Regions from separate parts of the Homo sapiens genome. Here region 1 is linked to region 2. A link is an interaction called in ENCODE POLR2A ChIA-PET data of the cell type or tissue named here. Cell type or tissue: PC-9. All regions are shown on one strand. Region 1 overlaps DLD (dihydrolipoamide dehydrogenase). Region 2 overlaps COG5 (component of oligomeric golgi complex 5).

What was found. Peaks named below come from ENCODE experiments on the same cell type or tissue, not always from the same donor. Only the 100,000 strongest peaks of a DNase experiment are listed, where the experiment ranks them.
Region 1: POLR2A ChIA-PET joins it to region 2 with 7 read pairs; 1 of 35 experiments calls an interaction of 5 or more read pairs at or near these places.

Annotation. Positions count from the first base shown.
Region 1 is chr7:107,899,535-107,904,534 of GRCh38, reverse strand. It overlaps DLD (dihydrolipoamide dehydrogenase), which reads right to left. Exons shown (of 14, transcript NM_000108.5): 3 at 2,718-2,797; 4 at 2,142-2,210; 5 at 988-1,057. Among named protein-coding and RNA genes, the nearest start is that of DLD, 11 kb to the right of the region's middle. In PC-9, no CTCF peak of the experiment used is centred here; a DNase peak (open chromatin) is centred at 1,954; H3K27ac peaks cover 639 bases.
Region 2 is chr7:107,503,866-107,508,865 of GRCh38, reverse strand. All of the region lies in intron 6 of COG5 (component of oligomeric golgi complex 5), which reads left to right. Among named protein-coding and RNA genes, the nearest start is that of GPR22, 36 kb to the right of the region's middle. RefSeq lists enhancers at 1-420, 421-922. In PC-9, no CTCF peak of the experiment used is centred here; DNase peaks (open chromatin) are centred at 2,125 and 2,615; H3K4me3 peaks cover 1,363 bases; H3K27ac peaks cover 2,779 bases.

The sequences.
Region 1 (5,000 bases), 400 kb before region 2:
TAACATTAAAAAGTTTAATCACCTAGGTTTTAATCACTCATTCAACTCAGAAGAGAACTCTGAAGCAACAGTATTAGATAAAAATGCTCAACTCAATTAAACTTTAGAGGTAAGAAGGGTATCTTAGAAAGTACCTCATATAACCAACACATATATTAGAGATAAGGAAAAAGAGACTCTGAGAGATTTCTGATTTACCCAAGGTCACAGAGCTAGGATGTAAAAGCCTTGCCTACAATGCAGGTCTCCTGACTACCCCTAGCTCTTCTTTCTTTACGTCATTCCATTTTTCAACTAGTATGATATTCTATTTGCTTTAGTGCATATACATCATCTCTATACCCAATGGATTGCCTTAAGTAGCCCCTCAAACCTACCTCTGTAAAGAAACAAATGAAGGAAAAGTAACAACCCAAGGTTATGACTAGGTCCTGCCCAGAAGAGACTACCTTTCTGGAAGTATCTAACAACAACAATAATTGGAGACAAAAGATTAAAACAGCTCAAAAAGTATGTCAGGAGACAAGATACGTTATGAAATGTCCTCTTCCTTTTCCGCTATGCCTCACTCTTTCTCTCCTCTAATTTTTCTACTATCAACAGCTTAAGTGGGCCTTCCTTCCTTCCTCTATCTCCCCATAGTACTCAGGAATCCAGCCTTCTCAGTGATTTCCAGATTTTAGGAAATGAAAACTGACTCTTCAAAAACACATAAAGGCAAACCTCAGGAAAAAGTTGGCAAAGGAACAGAAGATATAATGGTAGAAATCTGGATTTGCAGGGTTAGGCTTGGTTATACTTGGCTGGGAGAAATCTGGATTTAGGCCTTCTTTTTTAAGTAAATCTCTCCACATTTTTTAGATTATTTATTTTACTCTTCCTTCACTAAACATCTATTATGCGTACGTTAGACACATTTAAGTCTTTAGACAGAAGAGCCAAGTCAAGCAGTCTGGTAATATCATTAAGCATGAAAAGTATACTTACTTTCAATTCCTCTAGATGCAAAATCTTTTCCATGGGCCATATGGTAATAATGAGAGTTGTTCAATAAAGCCTAAAGGAAATTAAAAAGATCAAATTATCAAATATTCATAAACAGACTTCAAATAATCAAAAAGCACTTATGAAATGATAGTCTTTCTTTTCATTTTTTGAGACGGAGTTTCGTTCTTATTGCCCAAGCTGGAGTGCAATGGCGCCATCTCAGCTCACCGCAACCTCCGCCTCCCGGGCTCAAGCAATTGTCCCTGGGATTACAGGCATGCATCACCACGCCTGGCTAATTTTGTATTTTTAGTAGAGATGGGGTTTCTCCATGTTGGTCAGGCTGGTCCCAAACTCCCAGCCTCAGGTGATCCACCCGCCTCGGCCTCCCAAAGTGCTGGGATTACAGACGTGAGCCACCGCGCCCGGCCGATATTCTCTTTCAAATGTTCTCATCACAAAAATGATAAGTACTGTGGTAATGAATATGTTAATTAACTTGACTAAATTATTCCACATTATAGTCATAAATCATAACACCACTTTGTATGCCATAAATATATACAATTGTAATTTGTCAATTTACAATAAAAATTTAAAAAGAAGTTAAAAAAAAGACATGGCATTCTCTACATGGAATAGTATATGGCACTACACCAATTCAGTTTCTCTTATTAATCAAAGACAAACAATAATGATGTGAAAAACATTCAACAAACAAGAATGAAAAAGACATTTTTACTTTCTTTAAAAGTAAAGGCATAAGTACACACTTCAGGGTGGCAGGTGAAAAAGGCAGTCATGTTTACATACAAAAAGGACCTAAAAGAACAATTTACTATCTATTATCTGTTACACTGGTGAAGGAAAGATAAAGAGAAAAAACTAGAACATCAGAGTCTGTTTGAATGGAAAGCTAGGCATTCTGAGACAAGGAAGTTATTTCAGGAATGTGTGGCAGACTAGTGACAGCACTCTTTAAGTTTTACAAAAGAGAAGTGTGTTTTTTATCATTCTTTTTTTTCTCTGTGTGAAATGTGCCACAACTTGGATTGTTTTTTAACAAGTGTATTTGTCTAATCTAGTCTCAATCCATCCTTCTAGTTGGTTGCTAGCCAAAAACAATCTCTGTGCTGTACAAAACACATGCTCACCTTAGAAGGAATACAACCAACATTCAAGCATGTTCCACCAAGTGTTTCATTTTTCTCAATGCAGACTGTCTACAACCAAAGAAAACATTATTTAACTGCACATAACCTCAATGTTTCAGATCACTAAAATTCCAAATATATGTCTTAATTCTTCTACAAAACAAGCTATTCGGGCTATGTTTTCACAGACTAAAATATATAGTCCTTTATAATTTATCATTTGAATAATAATAAACACTTTTGGGCTGACCCAAAAGTGAATTATTCTAAAAGATATTTTTGTGTGCTTAACATTACCAAATATATGCTTTTAGTTCTATCACTGTATCTTCCAAAGTGTGATTAGATGCCAAAATGAAAAGTACTGGGAAGAGAAGAAAACTAATAGATTTCACTTTCCATTCCAAGAGAATACTACAACCAAATGAACCTAATCTTTATTAGTCTCAGGCTTACAAGTAATTTATAGAGTTAAGGAAGTATTTACCATGTTTTTGCCTGCAAAGTACTTTATAAATATGATCAACCCTTCCCAAATTAAAATAAATCAATACTTAGTTTGAGTTCAAACCTTACCTTGAAGCCTAACTGGGCAGCTTTAATAGCAGCAACATATCCTCCAGGACCAGAACCTATAACTGTTACATCAGCATCAACTACGATAAAAGCAAATTGATATAAAATAGTAAATTGCTTAATATTTACCAAAAAGAGCTCTTTGGAAGAGCAAACAAATAACCCGATACTTAAACCTCTTACAGTACAAATCAGCATTTTCTACATAGTTTCTGCACTATTTTATTACTACTACTTGATGCTCTTTGATGCTACTGAAAAATGGCATAAATACTCAAATTTCATTTTCTATTATTTTCTATTCATTACAACATACAGAAACACAACTGAGTTCTGTAACACTCACATTGTATTCACTGACCTTCCTAAATTCTATTGATTTAATAACTGACGGAATTTAGTGATACTGGAAGACAAGTATGTATGAAGCAAAGAGCCTGAGCTTTGGAATCTGACATTCTGGGCTTCATATCTCAGCACGGCCAATGAGTAGTTGTATGAACTTGACCCAATGACTTAACCTTTCTGTAATATGGGGATGAAAACACTGCCTTCAATGATTGATGTTAGAATTAAATAAGATAATTTTATATAATGCTTTAGTATTTCCAATAAATTTAAGACCTATTACCTTTTTCAGGTCCTTAACTTCTGAAATATGAGGGAAAAAACAGCTTCTATGTAATATTTAACAAATATGTTTTGTACTTGCATATTGATAATTTTTACATACCTTAAGATAATAGGCTAACCAGAATATTCAATTAACTATTGTGGCCATTTTTCAAATAAAGATAAAAAATTGAAAATTAATTTTGATCAGTATCCTTAGGAGTTTAACAATTGTAATACAAATGTGCAAGTAAGTCCAATTACTCCCATTCTTCTCAATCCAACTTCAAATAAAGTAACAGTGACTGTTAAGAGTTAGGAAACAGTCTCCCTTTTCTTCCCCTTCCACTGTCCTGACAACCCCAACTAGTCTAGCATTTAGCAATTCATAACACATATTCACATATATTATCATGTTTGAGTCTCAGAATTTCCTATGAGGAAGATAAAGATGTCATAAATAAGACATTTCACAGAATAAACAAGAAGTTCAGAGAGGTCAATTAACTTGTCTAAGGTTAACCAGCAAGTGAGTTGCAGAGACAAACTAAGCTTTTTGACTCTACTTCCGGTGGTCTTTCCATTATTCAATACTATTCCATTCCTCAGTTTTAACCATCATAAACTAAAATTCCAGAGAGCAATAATCAAGCTTTATAATCACTACCTATGTGACCTTAGGTGAGTAATTTAACCTGCTTCATCTTTGTTTCCATACCTGGCAAAAGAAAGACCACAAAAAAAACCTACTTCATAGGGTGATAACAGAATAAAATAATGTATGTAAATAATTTAGCATAGTACCTATAGCATACATAATAAGTATTCTATACATAGTAGCTATATTCTGACCTACAAAGAAGACTATTTTAATTTGCATCACCCCCTCTCCCCAAAAACACACATCCCTAGAGTAGGATCATTCAAAAAACCTTTGCTGGCCTGAACAGAATCACAGAACCTCTGTGTTGGTGGATAACTAAGTTACTCAGCCCAATTATCCACAAAATCTAAGAATCCCTCCTGTTGAATAAATGAAAATACTAGATTCTCTTTGGTTATAGCAGATGATAATTGAGATAATACATGAAAAAATATGTATAGTCATTTCAATACATGAAAAATTGCTTCAATTTTTACTGATCCATCTGTGCTTTTTAGCCACCCTGCTTGGTTCACTGATTTCGGTTCAGAATTAAGTATCTAATAAAATGTATTTTTATTTTCAAATCTTGAACCAAATGACGATCTACACAACATCCCTTAAATGGGTTCTAATTTTTAATTTCAGAGTAATGTAAATACAAGCTACAAAACAGGTTTCTTTGCTGAATTTTTAATGTCTTTTCTGATTAAAAATTTAGGTTTACTGAATAAATTTAAATACACTAAAGCAAAATTAAAAAAAAAACAACCCATCCACATTGCCATACAGCCCAGAGAGAACTGTTTATAGGTCCTCCCAATCCTTCTTCTAGGAAAGTTTTTATAAAATTCAATTTTTGCCATATTTTATATTCTTTTCTCACTCTTACATGAGCATATATATTTATAACATATATTACTGCTATAATTCTCCAAAAACCCTTTTAATGACAATAAAACTGAATTAAATATTTTAGATTTTAAGTATATGTATTTTTGAGCATATACTTTTAATCACTGATATGT
Region 2 (5,000 bases):
TGTTTGGTAGTTTTCCTTTTAACAGACAGGACCCTCTGCTACAGGTCTGTTGGAGTTTGCTAGAGGTCCACTCCAGACCCTGTTTGCCTGGGTATCAGCAGCGGTGGCTGCAGAACAGCGGTGGCTGTAGAACAGTGGATGTTGGTGAACCGCAAATGCTGCTGCCTGATCGTTCCTCTGGAAGTTTTGTCTCAGAGGAGTACCCGGCCGTGTAAGGTGTCAGTGTGCCCCTACTGGGGGGTGCCTCCCAGTTAGGCTGCTCGGGGGTCACGGACCCACTTGAGGAGGCAGTCTGCCCATTCTCAGATCTCCAGCTGCGTAGTGGAAGAACCACTACTCTCTTCAAAGCTGTCAGACAGGGACCTTTAAGTCTGCAGAGGTTACTGCTGTCTTTTTGTTTGTCTGTGCCCTGCCCCCAGAGGTGGAGCCTACAGAGGCAGGCAGGCCTCCTTGAGCTGTGGTGGGCTCCACCCAGTTGGAGCTTCGGGGCTGCTTTGTTTACCTAATCAAGCCTGGGCAATGGCAGGCGCCCCTCCCCCAGCCTTGCTGCTGCCTTGCAGTTTGATCTCAGACTGCTGTGCTAGCAATCAGCGAGACTCTGTGGGCATAGGACCCTCCGAGCCAGGTGCGGGATATAATCCCCTGGTGTGCCGTTTTTTTAAGCCCATTGGAAAAGTGCAGTATTAGGGTGGGAGTTACCCGATTTTCCAGGTGCCTTCTGTCACCCCTTTCTTTGACTAGGAAAGGGAACTCCCTGACCCCTTGCTCTTCCCGAGTGAGGCAATGCCTCGCCCTGCTTCGGCTCGTGCATGGTGCGTTGCACCCACTGTCTTGCACCCACTGTCTGGCACTCTCTAGTGAGATGAACGCGATACCTCAGATGGAAATGCAGAAATCACCCGTCTTCTGCGTCGCTCACGCTGGGAGCTGTTCCTGTTCAGCCATCTTAGCTCCACCCACCCCATGAGAGAATATTCTTAAAACCAAATACGTCATAGAAGCATTATGATACATTTATTGTGGAAGAGAGGGGTAGTTTAAACTTGTTTCATCCACTGATGTTCTTATTGTAGCTATGATATTTCTTAATCTGATAAAACAATACTTATAGGCAAACGTTTCTCACTTATGTATAGATGAAAGTATGATTTATATAACCTTGCCATACAATAGGGACCCATTAATTACTGAAGTAATTAATGTTTTTTGAGATGTCTATAATATGTTGCAGTTGGTGAAGATTTTAGAAAGTTTTATTTCGGCCGGGTGTGGTCGTTCATGCCTGTAATCCAGCACTTCGGGAGGCTGAGGCGGGTGGATCACGAGGTCTGGAGATCAAGACCATCGTGGCTAATATGGTGAAACCCTGTGTCTACTAAAAAAAAAAAAAAAAAAATACAAAAAATTAGCTGGGCATGGTGGTGGGTGCCTGTAGTCCCAGCTACTCGGGAGGCTGAGGCAGGAGAATGGTGTGAACCCGGGAGGCAGAGCTTGCAGTGAGCGGAGATTGCACCACTGCACTCCAGCCTGGGTGACAGCGAGACTCCATCTCAAAAAAAAAAAAAAAAGAAAAGAAAAGGAAGTTTTATTTCAAGGCTATTAAAATTGTTCATTGATAGGAAAGGTTGAAAATAAACCATGAGCTTTGAAAGAAGCTGCAGGCTACAGCCTATACTGTGAGCCAGGTGAAAAACTGTAAGTCCCCAGAGGGTGAGAGTGGAAGAGACTGCCTCCAGGATACACACCCCTACAGGGGAACCTGACAATCCAACCCACAGGGGAAGACCTTTATCCTACTCAACACTGGAACTGATTTAGGAAGTGGTGACATATATAAAAGTAGGAACGGCAGTGGGAGCAGCCTTGCGTGCTTTCCCAGTCTGCAGAGTAGACCAAGGGGAGCCATTCATTATTCTGCCTCACAGTGTATCTCATGGAAGTCCGCCAGCTAACTCAGGAAGCAGTCACAGGTTGAAAGAACCTCCCAACTGAATTTCATGATAACCTCGAATGAGGAAGAATTTCCTAGGCCAGAACCAGAGGGTGAGTGGCAAGTGTCCTGTAGCCACAAGCTAGGGAGCTGGGTGCCCCAGCTGTGTGAGCCAACTGGGAGGGGCGTGGCCTGAAACCTGTGGTTCCTGTTTTCCCGCAGGGAAGGCATATGGCTTGGGGCAGTTTTGAGTAGAAGGTCTAGAACTTAGCTGGATGCTGCTACTGGGAAACTGTGGGTGTGAGATCTGCCTTGCGAAGTATGCGGGGAGCTGGGTGAGCTGGGTGGGGTTTACTATCACCTGTTACTTCCCACTCCCTACATACAATTCTCTGTGCAGCAGAGACAGTTAATACACCTCTCTGGAACATTACCCCAGTGCCAGAGAAACCTCCCTCAAACTCCTGCCCAGGGGCTGCTGCTTGCCCCACTTGTGGAGAGTCAGAGCAGGGACCTGCCTGACCCCAGCCCCCACCTGGCTTTACCCCTCCAGCCACCCTGGTAGTTTAACACAAAGGACAGAAACTTTTGGGAGCTTTATGGCCCTGCCCATTCCTGAGAAACCAAAGCACTGCCCCTGGGTAACATAAGACCAACACAAATACCACTGTTAACTACTGCAGCTGGTGCTCTTTTGCACACATCATTTCCTGGCTGGAGGCCAACTAACACAGTCCATTACATCATCTCCAGGTAGAATAATACTGCACCCAGGAAGGAGAAAACTTGTGCATGACCTTACCTGTCACCATTGCCTCTACTACCCTGGCCAACCAGGAGGTCCTGAGTCTGTCCACATAACCTTTTCATTACTACTACAACCATCATTTCAGAAAGCCAACACATTAAGACTATCCATAACCAAGGAATCTCACAGTCTGTGTCACTTTCCTGCCACCCCCATCAGAGCTGGTACTGGTACCCACTGCTGGGAGACTTGAGGACAGGCCATATCTCTGGATTCCTTGCAGGCATTCCAAGCAGCAGCCTAGAGTATGGCAGCCACACTGGGCATCTAGACCCAGAGGAACAACAGCATTCACAGTATTCTTGCCCTTAGGGACACCTGTTTCTAGGGGAAGGGAGAGTGTACCACATCAAGGGACCACCCATGGCACAAAAGAACCCAGGCGGGAGGCCTTGAGTCCCAGATCTTTCCACTGGTGGGAAGTTTCTTTCAGGAGAAATACAGTTGCCATGCTGGGCTCAGCAAGGAAAGTCTGCAGCTCTGCCCCAACAGTCAGGCAGTCCTGGTGCTTGTGAATAGCCTTGGAGAAGATGACTTCTTTTCCCCCTCATTCACCACTGCAGACACAGGTGGGGCTTTTCCCATGGGAGCTTGGCATGGGTATACCTATAGACAACCTCTCTGAAACACTTCAGGGTGACTGCATCCCCACAGGAGGAGCACTTTCCAAGTGCAGGATTGCATGAGAGGCAGAGGCACAATTCCTCTCCACTTGAAACATCAACATTCCTGCAGATGAATTTTCTGCCAGCCTGACAAGGGAGCTAAGGTGGCTCCAGTCCCTCCCTCTGGTAAGACCTCAGTGTGTTTCACTGAGAGCTTCCTCGGCCACCTCTGTCAAGGCTGGGACCTTTCCCCACCATTGGGTATTGCATTTACCCACCTGCTTTAGCCAAAGCTGGTTTTTACCTGTGGACACCTCCTGTATTGGCCTGAAGCCTAAAATATTCAATCCAGTAAATAAAATACTGGGGAAAAAATAAATAAAAAAGTGCACATCACAGGGGAATGAGATTAAGCGTCAAGAGACCTCTACCATTTCAACCCTATGGGAGACAGTGAACTTGCTCACATGACCAACATATTGCTACTACAACCAGCAGCAGAGAAAGCTATCATACAAAGACTCTTAATAACCAAGGAACTCAGAGTTTCCACCCCTGAAAGCACCAAGAACTGAATTCTCTCTTTGAGAGATAAACAAAATGGATAGACCATTAAGCTAGATGAACCAAGAAAAAAAAGAAGATTCAAATAAGCTCAATTAGAAATGAAACTGGAGACATTACAACCAATGCCACAGAACGCAATAGATCATTTGAGACTACTATTAACACCCCTATGCATATCAACTAGAAAACCTCGAGGAAATGGATAAATTCCTGGAAACATACAACCCTCCTAGATTAAATCCGGAAGAAATAGAAACCCTGAGCAGACCAATAACAAGCAGCAAGATTAAATCAGTAATAAAAAAAATTGCCAACAAAGAAAAAGCCCAGGGCTAGATAGATTCACAGCTGAATTCTACCAGATATTCAAAGATGAACTGGTATCAATCTTACTGCAACTATTGCAAAAGATTGAGAAAGAGGGAATTCTCTCTGAATCATTCTTTGAAGCCGGTATTACCCTGATACCAAAACTCAGAAAGGACATAACAAAAAAAGAAAACTACAGAGCAATATCCCTGATGAACATTGATGCAAAAATTTTCAACAAAATACTAACTAACCAAATCCAACATCACATCAAAAAGATAATGCATGGTGATCGAGGGGTTTTATTTCAGGGATGCAGGGATGATTTAACATATGCAAATCAATAAATGTGATATATCACATAAACAGAATTATAAATAAAAACTATATGATCATCTCAATAGATGCAGAAAAAGCATCCGGTAAAATCCAGCATCCTTTTATGATAAAAAACCCTCAACAAACTAGGCATAGAAGGGATTTCCTTCAAATTAATAAAAGCCATATATGACAAACCCACAGCCGACATCATACTGAACGGGGAAAAGTTGAAAGCCTTCCCCCTGAGAACTGGAACAAGACAAGGATGCCCACTTTGATCACTTCTATTCAACATAGTACTGGAAGTCCTAGTCCTAGTCAGAGCAATCAGGGAAGAGAAGGAAGTAAAGGGCTTCCAAATTGGAAAAAGAAAGTCAAACTATCACTGTTCACTGATGATGTGATTGTATACATGAAAAACCCTAAATAAAGACTGCTCCAGAAGACTCCTAGATTTGAT